2 separate regions of the Homo sapiens genome follow, and region 2 is linked to region 1. Evidence: read pairs that join two places in POLR2A ChIA-PET (ENCODE). Cell type or tissue: Panc1. All regions are shown on one strand. Each heading gives the region's core, and the rest is flanking DNA. Links, peaks and the distances in the headings are about the cores only.

What was found. Peaks named below come from ENCODE experiments on the same cell type or tissue, not always from the same donor. Only the 100,000 strongest peaks of a DNase experiment are listed, where the experiment ranks them.
Region 2: POLR2A ChIA-PET joins it to region 1 with 11 read pairs; 2 of 35 experiments call an interaction of 5 or more read pairs at or near these places.

What each region holds. Positions count from the first base shown.
Region 1 is chr1:231,323,749-231,331,103 of GRCh38, reverse strand. No RefSeq gene overlaps it. Among named protein-coding and RNA genes, the nearest start is that of EXOC8, 10 kb to the left of the region's middle. In Panc1, for the core only: no CTCF peak of the experiment used is centred there; no DNase peak of the experiment used is centred there.
Region 2 is chr1:230,804,891-230,812,527 of GRCh38, reverse strand. LOC124904546 (a long non-coding RNA gene) reads left to right here and starts at 5,412. Exons shown (of 2, transcript XR_007066937.1): 1 at 5,412-5,459. In Panc1, for the core only: no CTCF peak of the experiment used is centred there; no DNase peak of the experiment used is centred there.

The DNA of each region.
Region 1 (7,355 bases), core at 63-5,062:
TTAAGAGTAGCCTTGCCAAGCACAGTGGCTCAAGTCTGTAATCCCAACACTTTGGCAGGCTAAGGAGAGTGGATTGCTTAAGCCCAGGAGTTCGAGACCAGCCTGAATAGCATAGGTAGACCCCCGTCTTTACAAAAAATAGAAAAATTAGCCGGGCGTGGTGGCGCACACCTGTAAGTCCCAGCTACTCGGGAGGCTGAGGCAGGAGGATTGCTTGAGCCCAGGAGGTTGAGGCTGTAGTGAGCCATGACAGCACCACTGCACTCTAGCCTGGGGGACAGAGCGAGACCCTGTCTCAAAAAAAAGTCATCTTATTAGTAATAATATTCATTGTTACTAATCTTCTCTGTGAAAAAATAGCTTCTAGGTTGTTCTCATTTTTGTTTGTTGGTTGGTTTGTTTTTTGAGCCAGGATCTCACTGTATCGCCCAGGCTGGAGTGCGATGGTGCTATCATGCCTCATTGTAGCCTCAACCTCCCTGGCCTGGCCCAAGGGATCCTCCTGCCTGGCTAATTTTTAAATTTTTCTATACATACAGGGCAGAGGTTGTGGGGGGTGGTGTTCACTTTGTTGCCCAGGTTGATCTTGAACTCCTGGGCTCAAGCAATCTTCCCACCTCGGCCTCCCAAAGTGCTTCCATTATAGGCATGAGCCACCATGCCCAGCTTCTAGTTTTGTATGTAATTATGAGTGAGGTTGAACAACTTTCTTTTTCTATTAAGCTTCCTGTTTATATCTTTTGCCACTTTTCTCTTAGATTATATTTGTATTGTGATTTTGTGGGAGTTTATTGTATATTTAGGAAATTAACCCTTCATGTGTACTGCTGTAGTTTTTCTCAGTTTGTCATTTGTTTGTATAGCCGTTTATTTATTTTCATAGTATGGTAAATTTTAACCCGTTATGAAGCCAGATTTATTTGGGTTTTTTTCTTTATGACTTCTGTTTTCGGTTAGGCTTAAGAAGGCCTTACCCACTCTCAGATTCTAAAAATATGTTTTTCTTCTAGTAATTTATTATATTTTAATATTTGAAATTTGCTTCATCTATTATTCATTTTAAAGTAAGTGGTGATGGCCGGGCACAGTGGGTCACGCCAGTAATCCCAGCACTTTGGGAGGCGGAGGCGGGCGGATCACCTGAGGCCAGGCTGGCCAACATGGTGAAACCCCATCTCTACAAAAGTACAAAAATTAGCTGGGCATGATGGCGGGTGCCTGTAATCCCAGCTACTTGGGAGGCTGAGGCGGAGGCTGCAGCAAGCCGAGATCGTGCCATTGCACTCCAGCCTGGGCGAGACAGTGAGACTCCATCTCAAAAAAAAAATGTAAGTGATGATGTCAGAATGCAATTTCCCCACAAATAATTAGCAAATTTTCACAACAATTTTGAATCATCCTTTTCCCCCACTGATTTGAAATGCCACTGATATTTCTATTTCTGTTCAGTACCAAGCTATTTTGGTTAACTGTAGTTTCGAAATTTAATAACTGGTAGGGCTGGTCTCATTCTTCTGTCTCAGGTTTTTCCAAAGTACTCTCATCCCTTGGTCTGTGGGGAACCGGTCCTAGGACCTCTCTCATATACCAAAATCCACAGACGCTCAAGTCCCTGGTATAAAATGGTATAGAATTCACATATAACCTATGCACATCCTCCTGTATGTTTTAAATCATCTCTAGATTACTTAGATGAGACTATCTAATACTATGTAAATAGTTATACTGTATTGTTTAGGAAATAATGACATTTTTAAAAGTCTGTACATGTTCAGTACAGACACAGTCTTTTTGAAGTATTTTTTATCCCTCCTTTGTTGAATCCATGGATGCAGAACCCATGGATATGAAGGGCTGACTATATTCTCACAGTTATATTCAAGTTGTATTTTGAATGATTTTATGACAATCTTTTACCAAAGGGCCAACTGTATTCTCATGTTTATTATTCAAGTTGTATGACAATTTCATATCAGCCCCCCAGAGAGTTGGCATTTGGATTGAAATCATACTGAGTCTCTAGATTAATTTAGGGAGAAGTGACATCTTTATAATTTTGAATCTTCCTATCCATGTATATGCGAGTGTTTTGTATTTCAGTGGCATTTTCAAATTTTCTTCAGGTAGGTCTCTTAGTGTTTATTCCAAAGCATGTCATCTGTTAATGCTTTTGTGAATGAAATGTTTACCTCCATTATGTTTTCTGATTGTACATAGGAAACATCCTGATTTGAATTACAAATATTGTAACCAGTGCCTTATCTAATTATTTTATGAATTTTAATAGTTTTCTGGTTGTTCTTTGGAGTTTTCAAGTGCACAATTATATAAATTGCAAATAAAGATCATTTTACCTCTTCTCATTTTCATACATCTTATATAGTTCTCTTAATAGTCTACGTTAAGTTAAACATCCAAAACTATGTTATATAATATTTTTTTGCTCGGTATTCCTGGGAACATTTTTCCTATTTTGCCTTGAAACATGATGCTGGCTTTTGATCATCGTGTAAAGGAAAAGGTCATCTATTCCAGTTAACTGAGATTTGTGGGTTTCATCTCTTTAGTTCAGGAATGCATATTGAATTGTCAAGTGACTCTCAGCGCTTATTGAGCAAATCATTATTTTTCTCTTCCACCATATTAATGTGGTGTTTAAAACAGTTTTAACACTGAATCACAGTTACACTCTATGAGTTAGTTTTATTTGGTTGTAATATATTATTAATATATTGCCCAATTCCAATGAATATTTCATTAGGATTTTTGCATTGATATTATCAGTATTGGTCTGTGGTTGTGTGTGCACTACATTTGTCAGGCTTTTATCATTCACCAAAAGACTTGTTTTAAAGGTATGTGGAGCATAATAATAATGCTGAAATGGTAAGACACATTCCCATTTATTTTGATTCCTAAACAATCAGAATGAAAAAATACAGTATGGTACAGGTGACTTGTATCACTTCAAACCATAATTAGCCACTCTAAGCTTCGGGACAGTGTAAGTTCTTCCCAAAAAGAGATAAACAGGCATTCTATTGAATCTCATCCCCGTTTCAGACTATATCAGTGCTTGTATGGGATGTGGAAGATGTTTTTGTATGTCACGTGTATTCTGTATTTATTGAGATATGTGTTATACACACAGAGAATATTTGCATTTTTTGTATTCCCAGCAGCTTCCCTAGAGCAGTGTTGGGCATAGCACAATTGATAAACGCTAATTGAATTAATACCATTAGATGTATTGCTTTAATAACTAATGACAGTTCTCATTTATTGGTGCTTAGCTTGCACCAGACGCTTTACACACATTATCTCATTTAATCCTCACACTAACCATGGAAAATAGGTGATGCTATGCCCATTTAAAGATAAGGAAAGAGGCTGGGCATGGTGGCACACGCCTGTAATCCCAGCACTCACGGAGGCCAAGATGGGCAGATCACTTGAGGTTAGGAGTTCAAGACCAGGCTGGCCAACATGGTGAAACCCCATCTCTACTGAAAATACAAAAATTAGCCAGGTGAGGTGGCAGGTGCCTGTAATCCCAGCTACTCAGGAGGCTGAGCCATGAGAATCACCCGAACCCAGGGGAGGAGGCTGCAGTGAGACAATATCTCGCCACTGCATTCCAGCCTGGGCGACAGAGTGAGACTCTATCTCTAAATAAATAAATAAAAATAAAGATAAGAGACTCAGAGGGATTGCTATTTGGCCACGGTGTCTTGCTGCTGAGTGGCAGAGCCAGTATTCAAGACCACGACCCTGTTCAACTCCAAAGCCCATGTTCTTTTCACTCTGTCTTTAAACAATTATGTATAAGCACCATATTTCATATCAGTGCTTCTAAGTAAATATCCGGAGAACATTTTCTTGATGTTCTCAATTAGTAGGAATCAGAATCTTTGTCATGAAAAACTATGACAAATAATCTGTGAGCCCTCACTGGAGGGATCATTTGTCAATGACGATGATGCTCCTAGCAGTGGTGCATGTTTATCAGATTATTTTATTTAATCTTCATGTCAACGCTACCAAGGAATTGAAGTTTTGTGAAGGTAAATAAATTGCAAGCAATCCACTTGCAAAGGGTCGCCTAAGTAAGTACCCAAGCAACATCTGAACTCAGACAGCCTTCCTCTAAGGCTAGTATTATTAGGCACTGAATTATATTATTGGATTATAATATTATAATGTTGACACCTCATTAGTACAGATTGATCTTTATTTCAAAGTCATATCAATCCACAATTTTAGGTACCCTGTTAAAAGTACAGGTACTGTATTACCACATTTTAGAGAGTATTTTTTGTGGTTTTCCTTAAAAAAAAAAATAAAGTAGCCAAGTTGAAGTTTATGAGAGAATTAAAACCAAATTATCTCCACTAATACCAATCAGTACATCACTGAATTCTGAGCAATCGGGAATACTAAGTAGATTCTCAAACGTGCAGAAACTTCACTGGGCATTAAGACAGGAATAACTTAGCTCCTGCAATAGGTGGGTGAAATTCCTAAAAACTGAGTGTGAGTGACATTTAAATAGGAAAGCTGCAGGAAAAGAGCATGTTTTTTTTTCTCATGTCGTATTTGATCAGTTGGCCTAATAAGTTGGCTTAGTTTCAAATCTATTAGTTTACCTTGCTAAACACATTAAACAAAGTTGTACAAGTCAAGCCAGTCTTGGTAAGTCTCTTAAAGTTATCTGTGTACATATTCTCATTGCTGGTAGGAATTTTGTAATTTTGAATTCTGTAAACTGGCACACCTCTTGTGGATGGCAATTGGTAATATTCATTAAAGTTACAAAATGTACAAAATTGTAGTTCTTTGACCCAGAAATCCACTTCTGGGAATTTATCCTGCAAATACATTTGTGTACTTCATACATGAAATGTGTTCATTAAACAAATGTGTATGATTTATGAAGATGTTTTATTGCAACATTTTTTCTTTTTAATTAAATAGTTTTAATTGGGAAGCCTCCTGAGCCAAAGTAGGCTCACAGACTTTGTGCAGCATTTTTTGTCACAGCAAAAGATTGGAAATTACCCAAAGGTGTATCCATAGGAGATTTATTTAATAAACTTTGGTGCATGCATACAATGTAATACTATGCAGCTTAAAAATGAATGTGCCCTGTATGTACTGATGTGGCAAGATCTCTAAAATATGTTGTTAAATGGCAAGCAAGGTGCACAACAATAGTATAGTATGTTACTTTAGGAGTAGAAAAGGAGAAAATAAGATTGTAAGTAATATTTGTTTATACTTACATACAAATTCTGAACAGGTATCAGCAGGTAGAACTGAGTAGATGGGGAGAGGGATGGAAAAATGTGAATTTTCATTTAGAAAATGCTTGAATATATCACCCTTTAAAAACATGAAATAATAAATACACGTGGTGTCTTAAAAATAAGACTTACTCTTTCCATTTTGTAATGTGTCTTTCTGCCACTTTTTTTCTATATGTATGTGTTAATTTGGAGAATACATATTTTTAAAGATTTTTTATTTGGAAAAATTTCAACATATAAAAAGGAACATAATGATATAATAAATCCCTATATACCCATTACCGAGCTTCAACAATTCTCAGTATTTTGTCATTATTATTTCAACTATACCTAACAACTCTCCACCCCATCCCCACTGGGGTTATTTTTTGCAATTTTTTTGGAACATAAACTTTACACACATTGAAATGAACACATCTTAGCTCTCCAATTTTGAAAAAGGGATCTACTCCATGTAACAACACCCAGTCACTATATAGGACATTTTCATCTCTCCAAATAGTGATGGTGTTACTGTTCTGTATATGTCTGTTCTAGTTATTATATAAAACTTTTTCCCCTGGCTTCTCTTTTGGAAAAAAGAAATCATGTTTTCATTCATAATTGTGAGTTGTAACACTTAGGCAGAGACCCTGAGCTATATCAAAGGAAATGTTAGTCACATTTCTGCAATTCTAGAGTTCCAGCCCTTGCTATGTGGTGTTAAGCTGGGAAAGGTGCTATGGGAATTTGGGTGTGGTGGAGGCTCTGTTCTTTCTTCAGAAGCTCCTAACTTGTGTCACAAGATGAAACCTCTAAGATTGCACTGTCAACATGGAAGCCACGTGCAATTTTAAAAATTTTAAGTTAATTATCAATTAAATGGAAAGTTTAAATGCAGCTCCTCAGTTACACTAGTCCCATTTCAAGTGCCCAGTAGCCACCTGTGGCTAGTGACTACCATACTGCACAGCACAGATTTAGAACATTGCCATCGCCAAAAAACATTTCACTGGATGGCTTACCTAGGTTGCGAAGGAAGATGGGACCTCAAAGAGGCGGAAAGTGAAGTTTGCAAGGTGCAGAACTGTAATCATGAAAAATGTTGAATGTTTTACCTTTGCCTCAAGAGTACTGTTCCACCGCTGTCATTTTCTCTCCTTTTAAAAGAATCATTTCTCACTTCATGGTTTATTTTCTTTTTACCTACAGTTTCATTCACTTTTTTATTGTTCCAGTGTTTCATTCTCTTATTCTCTTCTTTCTCTTGCTGTTTCTTTTTTCATTTAATATGATTTATTGATTAGCAAGAGAATTTTGCTTCTGGTTATGGTGGCCTAGGCATTTCTGACCAATCCTTCCCTGAGAACAATTAGAACTACTTTACACATTATATATGCAAAGAATATATCTGAAGGCTGCAGTAGAATAAAAAATATATCTGGTCTTTTTTCTTGGTTTCTGGCATAGAACTTCAAAAAACCTTGGCATTTCCTGAATGATGTTTTTGTTATGCTAATAAGGTGACTCCTATTTGGGCCCCTAGATATCTTCAGGATTGGGGCTGGTCACCAGAAAATTGACCATATAATCATGGAAGTGGAATGTTAATTTCCTGCCCCGCTTCCCCCCACCACCACAGAAGAGATGGAGAAACTGTAGGTTGAATTTTATCACTTGCCTAATGATTTAATCAAGCATGCCAATGTAATGAAACCTCAATAAGAACTGTACATCGAGGATTGGGTCGCTTCCTGGTTGGTGAACATATTGATGTACTGGGAGGATGGCACACCTGGACTCCACAGGGACAGTCTCCTGTTTCCCCCACCCCCTCCAGATCTTACCCTATGCATGCTCCACTTGATTGTTCCTGAGTTGTATCTTTTACAATAAAAGCTGTAGCTATAAATATAGCACTTTCCTGTGTTCTTTGAGTCATTCTAGGAAATTATCAAACCTTGGAGAGGGAGAGGGAGTGTCATGGGAAGCCCCAAATTTATACCCTGATGGGCAAAAGTGTACGTGGCTTTGGGACACCCCAGGACTTGTGACCTGCATCTGAAGTGG
Region 2 (7,637 bases), core at 1,487-6,486, 520 kb after region 1:
CCTGTTATCACCACTTCTATTTAACACAGTGCTGGGAAGTCCTAGTCAGAGGACTTAGGCAAGAAAAATAAATAAAAGGCATCCAAATGGGCAGGAAGAAGTAAAACTATCTCTGTTTGCAGATGGCATGATCTTATATGCAGGAAACCAGAATGATTCCACAAAAATCTGTCAAAAAATGAATTCAGCAAACTTGCAGGGTATAAAATCAACACATGAATATCAATTGCATTTCTACACACTAGTAATGAACAATTCAAAAAGAAAATTTAAAAAATTTAATTTACAAGCACATAAAAAACCCTTAGAAATAAATTTAACCAAAAAGGCAAAGACTTGTACACCAAAAACTATAAAACATTGCTGAATGAAATTAAAGAAGGCATAACTGGAAAGACATCCTATGTTAATGATTGAAAGACATTAAGATATCAATATTTCCCAAAGTGATCTACAGATTCAATGCAATCCTATTAAAATCTAGGTGCTGTTTTTTTGCAGAGCTAGAAAAGCTTACCCTAAAGTTTATATGAAATCTCCAAGAATTCCATATAAAACAATAAAGTCAAAACAACCCTGAAAATGAAGAACAAAGTTGGAGGACTCATACTTCCTGATTTCAAAACTTACTATAAAGTTACAGTAATCAAAACAGTGTAGAACTGGCATGAAGACTGAACTATAGACCAGCGGAATGGAATAAAGAGCCCAGAAAAAAAAAAAAACCTCACGTATATCGTCATTTGATTTTGATGACTACCAAAACCATTCACTGGGGGAAAAGACAGTCTTTTCAACAAATAGTACTGGGATAATTGGATTATTCACATGCAAAAGAATGAAATTGGATCCTTACTGAACACCGTATACAAAAATGAACTCAAAATGGATCAAAGGCCTAAATTTAATGACTAAAACTATAAAACTCCTAGACAAAAACATAGGAGAAAATCTTCATGACACTGGTTTTAGCAATGGTTTTTTGGTTATAACTCCAAAACCATAGGCAATAAAAGAAAAAAATAGATGAACTTCATCAAAATTAAAAAATTTGTGCAACAAAAGAAACTATTAAGAGAATAAAAAGACAATCCATGGAATGAGAATAGAGTTGTAAATCATATATCTGCTAAAGGATCACTATTCAGAATATAGGAACTACAATTCAACAATAAAAAACAAGCCAATTCCAAAATGGGCAAAAGACTTGAGTAGACATTTCTCTAAAGAAAACATACAAATGCACAATAAGTGCATGAAAAGTGCTTAACATTATTTGTCATTAGGGAAATATAAATCTAAACCACAACAAGATGCCACTTCACACCCATTAGGATAGCTGTTATTGTTAAAAAATAACAAGTGTTGGTGAGGGTATGAAGAAATTGGAGCCCTGTGCATTGCCAGTAGGAATGTAAAATGGCACAGCTAAAGTGGAAAAAAGTTTGGTGATTCCTCGAAAAGTTAAAAAATTATAATATGATCCAACAGTTCCTCTGCTGGGTATGTACCCGAAAGAAAACAGGACCTTCAACAGCTATTTGTACACCAATGTTTATAGCAACATTATTCACAATAGCCAAAGGGTGGAAATAACCTAAATTCCATAAACAGATGAATGGATAAACAAAACGTGGGATATCTGTACAGTGGAATATTATTTCGCCTGAAAAAGGAAGAAAATATTGATACATGCCACAACACGATGAAACTTGAAAACATTATTCTAAGTGAAATAAGCTAGATACAAAAGGATGAATATTGTATGAGTCCACTTATTTCAGATACCTGGAATAGACAAATTCATAGAGATAGAAAGTGGAATAGAGGTTGCCAGAGGCTGGATGGAGGAGGGACTGGGAAGTTATTGTTTAATGATTACATAGTTTCTGTTGGCTTGTTGAAAACATACTGAAAATGGATGATGGTGATGGTTGTGCAACATGGAGAATGTACTTAATACCACCAAACTGTACATCTATAAATGGTTTAAATGGTATATTTTGTTGTACATATTTTATCACGATAAGATTTACAAAATGATTGTTGAAACTGATGATGATATTTGGGAAGATTTTAAAGTGTTTTCCTTATATTTTTATGACTTAAACTCGTTATAATAAATATATCACAAAACACCCCACTGTTTATAAAGCAGTTTAGAAATAGCAGGGCTGATAATTGGTGGATAGAGTTCAATGAGGACTTCATGGGTTATTATTGTGCACATTCCCATGATATGCCATCCAAAGTAATATATAGCTCTGTGATTTCAGCTAAGGAAAGTTCTGTTTCTGCAAATACAGTGACCAATTCCTAGCAAAAAAAAAAAAAATCAGCTTTGTAAATAACTGATTTGTTTTATATTTCTAGCAAATGAAATAATAGATCATGGTAAACATCATATAGGGTTTATGTGGGAATCTCAACCCCACATTCTCTAACATTTCCAGAGACTTTACACCAACTGAGTGCAGCTTGGGTTGGTGATGTTTTTAAAGTTGTAATAATTGTGTACAGCAGGCACGTTCTATGAATTGCACTGATTCTTTTGCTTAGCAAAAGGGTGTGCACCTGTTTTCTCTCACAGGTTTTAACCACAATGTTCATGGCCCCTATGAGGGCCACCCTGTGTGCTTGCAATTTCTATCTGGAAGGCATAATGCCACCTACAGAGCCAAACACCCTGGATGCTTTTGGAGCAGTGACCGAGCCAGTTTTATCTGCCAGCAAATGGCTGTTGAGTAAGCAACCCTTCACAGAGCCACAAAACACAAGCCTATTCTGACCATTCAAAGGGACTAAAGGGGACAGGAATATATTCTGAATCCAAGATTTGCTTTCATCCACACTTTTGTTCCACAAACATTAATCAACACCTCCTGTGGGTCAGAAGCTGTGCTGGGCACCTAGGATACATGACAATGAATGTGGCTTGACCTCGCCCCTGCTGTTGAGCTGCTCCTCGTCCCTGGGGGAGACCTGCAGTGGGCGAGCATTGAGAGGCCAAACAAGGCTAAGGGCCTCGGTTCCAAATGGGAGACCTGTCAGTCCCAGTCCAGGGCTGCATCCTGAAGGGCTTGTCTAACCACGCTAGAGGTAACCAGGGCTTTGCTGGCTTTCTTGGCATTTTTCTGGGAGCAATGGGGAGGCAGGAACTATTGTAAGCAACAGAGTTACTCAGCAGGCTTCCTGCGCTGGCAGAGTGGGTATCCAGTATCCGCAGAGTGCAGAAGCAGAGGCCCCTGGGGAAGACCTGGTGGAGCTGAGAGTGAGAGCAGACCCATCTCTCCTCTACCATGCGTTGTCAAGAAGCCCAAGGAGGCCAGGGTGAAGACACAGACATGGGAGGAAGTGACATAGAGATGGAGACATAAAGTCTCCATGCTTCCTCCCATGCCTGTGACTGCAAGGAGACGTCCGGGTGGGTGACTCTCTTTTTAGAATGTAGAAGGTAGACTGGGAAGGACAAGAGAGAACGCTAAACCCATATGGACAAGCCAGGTTCTGGTATGTGTGTATAATGGAGGAGTTGAGTGTGTTGAGATGTTGAAAGGCAGGAGGAGTACAGCTTTATACTCCTTTATACATGCTTTATACTCCTTTATACATGCTTTATACTGCAAGCTGATTCACAAGGAGACTAGAACAGCAAATGTGAACCAGGAGCAGTGTATAGAGTGAGATGAGAAGAACACCAATAATTAGGTGTAAACCCAGGGAGAAAGCATGATGAGACTATGAAAGAGCAGCCAGGGAGGCAGGGGAATGCCAGGGCAGGGTCAGGCCTAGAGCAGGAATCAGTCTTATGGGGGAAGGCATGGTCCATGGCATCTCACATTGCAGACACTCCACACAGGATGCCCTCTGATGCTGTCCCCTGAATTGGGCCATTTTCAGGGGGCTGTTGAAACTGTGCCCCAAATAGTTAAAGAAACCAATGACTAACAGAAACTTGAGTTCGCAGCATTGCAGGTAAAAAAATAACTTGCTGAAACACTGAAACTCCCTCTGCCTATGAGATTTTTTAAAAACTGGCTGAAATCAGTTGTAACCAACACGGCCAATTGGAGTCTGTGCAGGACGAGCTTGCTGATGACACAGCCTGAATTTCCACCACATGTTTCATATTAATTCTCCTGAAATTTGCATAGGGGACCCATGAGGAGGCATGGAGAGATAAAAACGCATGCCCAAGGACTTTCTAGACCTCCTCTTTCCTCCACCAATCACCTACTGATCTCAGAATACAGCCTCTGAATCTTTTCTAATAAAAATACTGCTTTGGAGCCAGCACAAGAAGACAGATTTGAGCTCGATGTTCTAGTCTCCTTGTGAAGCAGCTTGCAGTATAAAGCTTTTCTTTTCTCAGAAACACAGTGTCATAGCATTGGCTTCTAGCACATTGGGCAGTGAGCCCCTTTTGTTTGAAAACACACTGTTCACTGTTCCAACTAAGGAAGCTGTTCTGGTGCATTGAAAAGTGACTGCAAGGAGATCGTCTGGGTGGGAGACTCTCTTTTTAGAATGTAGAGGGTAGACTGGGAAGGACAAGAGAGAATGCTAAACCCATACAGACAAGCTGGGTTCAGGTAAGTGTGTATAATGGAGGAGCTGAGTGTGTTAAGATGTTGAAAGGCAGGAGGAGTACAGCTTTCCAAGAAGCCTGGTCCTGATGTGGCCTACAGAGAGTCTTCTGCGTGACCACATTCTTCTCAGAACTCTGAGCTCTGTCAGGGAGTAAGATGAATTCTCAGGCTTGCTGGGCCCACCTCTGCTACCTTCTCTCCATCCATCCAATTAGACCAGGACTGAGCCACACTGACCTGGCCTTCTAGTTCCCAGAGTGAGAGAAGGAATCACATAATTTCAAGGTGCAAGGCAGCCCAGAGAGGTAAAGTGATATGGTTAAGTCCACACAGCTAGCTGGAGGTAAGTTCTAGACTAGAATACAGGACTCAAACTCTAAGTTCAATGCTGCTTCTATTACATGAGCCTGCAGTTGCTCCATATGGTTCAGCTGTTCCCTTTCCTTGGAGAGTCCTACTGATAATGAACCAATAAACCTCCTTGGGAATATCACTGAGCTACGTTCTTCCATCAGAGGCACTGTTCAGGCACCAAGGAGAGTCTAACCCTCTGCTTCTCCTTCTCCCACTTCAGAAAGGCACTGTGGGGCTGGGAAAATGCCCCAGGCTGGCATCAGTAGCAAGCACAGCCTACTCTTGATTCACAGCTGTGGTGACGAGGCAGCCTTCGCACTGGTACTTGGCAGGCGGTCTTGGCTCTCAGTAGAATGGTGCTTTGTTTCTACTAATGATCCAGTACACTGAATTGGGCTGGCACCAATGACCCTGGTACCTCTGCCAACCAGGTCACATGCTCTGGGCTTTCTGAAGCCCTGGCCCCTCAGCGCACTGCGTAGCTCTGCACAGGACAGGGTGGAGAGGAGCCTGGAGGTAGGCCCTGTATTTCAGATAAACATGACTGTGGCCTGAGGCTCTCTCCAGGCACTGTCCAAAGGATTTGGTCTCAGGACCAAAATATTATAGGTTGATATGGTATGATATGTTTCATGTTGTAGGTTGATATGGTTTGGCTCTGTGTCCCCACCCAAATCTCACTTTGAATTTAATCCTTATACTCCTCATATGTCAAGGGCAGGACCAAGTGGAGGTTAATTGAATCTTGGGGGCAGTCTCCCCCATGCTGTTGTCATGAAAATGAGTGAGTCTCATGAGATCTGATGGTTTTATAAGTGTCTTGTATTTCCCCTGCTGGCACTTCTCCTTCCTGCCGCTTTGTGAAGAGGGTATCTTGCTTCCCCTTCACCTTCCGCCATGATTATATGTTTCCTGAGGCCTCCCCAGCCATACTGAACTGTAAGTCAACTAAATCTCTTTCCTTTATCAATTACCCAGTCTCAGGCATGTCTTTATTAGACTGTGACAGTGGACTAATGCATAGGTCTATTCAGATTTTCAGTATTCTCTGAAGGTAGTTTTGGTAATTTATCTTTTTCTAGGATTTTTTCCATTCCATCTAAGTTGTCTGATTTGTTGACATAAAGTTGTTTAAAATATTCACTTATCATTCTTTTAATTTCTGATGGGTCAGCAATGACGGCTGCTCTTAGATTCTTGATTGTTAATTTGTGTTTTCTGTCTTTTTTCTTGGTCAGTTTAGCTAAAAGTTTATCAATTTTGCAATCTTTTTTAAGAATCACCTTTTTGTTTCTTTGATGTTCTCTATTATTTTTCTCTTTGCTAGTCAATTGATTTCTGCTTTAGTCTTTATTTCTTTCCTTTTAAGGTTTAATTTGCCTCTCTCTCTAATTTCTTAAGATGGAAGCTTAAATTATTGTTTTGAGAACACTCTACTTTTCTAGGTCCTGCTTTAGCTTAATCCGGTTAATGTGGATGTGTATAGACATGTGTAAATACATAGTTTATTTTTGTTTCATTCAGTTCAAAATCTTTCTAATTTCCATTGTAATTTTTCTCTTCAACTCATAGTTATTTAGAAATGTGTTAATTTCTAAAATTTGAGGATTTCCCAAACTTATTTTTGTTTCTAATTTAATTCCTTTGTGGCTGGAGAACATACTCTGAGTGATTTAAATTCTTTTAAATATATTAAAAATTAGTTTTATGGTCTAGTATATGGTCTAACCTGGAGAAAGTTCCATGTGCTTTTGAAAAAATGTGTATTCATTACTTGAGGGTAAAGTATTCTATAAATGTCAGTTAGTCAAGTTGGTTGATAGTGTTGTTCATGTCTTCTATTTCCTTGTTAATTTTCTGAATAGTTGTCCTATCAGTTATTAAAAATGGGTTATTGAACTCTCTAACTATAATTGTTAAGTCTGAATAATCTGTTTCTTCTTTCAATTATATCAATTTTTGCTTCATAATTTTGAGACTCTACTATTAGGTACCATCACACTTGTAATTATTATATATTCCTAATGTATTGACCCTTTATGATACTGTAATATCATTTCTTCTCTCTAATAATATTTCTTGTCTTAAATTTTATTTTCTCAGATATTGATGTAGGCACTCAAGCTCTCTTATTGCCAGTATTTGCATGGTACTCTCTTTTTCATCCTTTTACTTCCAACTTTTGTCTTTTTGTATGAAGTATCTCTTGTAGATAGTGTACAATTGAATCTTGCTTTTTTATCCATTTTGACAATCACTGCCTTTTGATTGTAGTTTTTATTCATATTTAATATTATTATCAGCATGGCTGGATTAAGGTATGCCATTTTGTTTCTATGTCTTATTTTTAAAATCTGTTCTTCCCTTACGGCTTTTGTGCTAAACATTTTTTTTAAGTATTCTGCTTTGATTCCTCTGCTATCTTACTGTATTTTTGAGTTATTTTCTTAGTGGTTGCTCTGTAGATTACAATCTGCATCTTAATTTATAACCATCTAATATCTAATATCATTACCTGAGGTAATACTGACTTAATTCTAAGAAAATATAGAAATATTGCTACAATACTTTGTTTCTTCCTCTCTCCTTTATAATATATCTCTCTATTGTTATAAATCCAACAACATAGTACAATAATTAATGCTTTATATAATCTAATGTCTTCAAACAAAATTAGAATGGAAGATAACACGT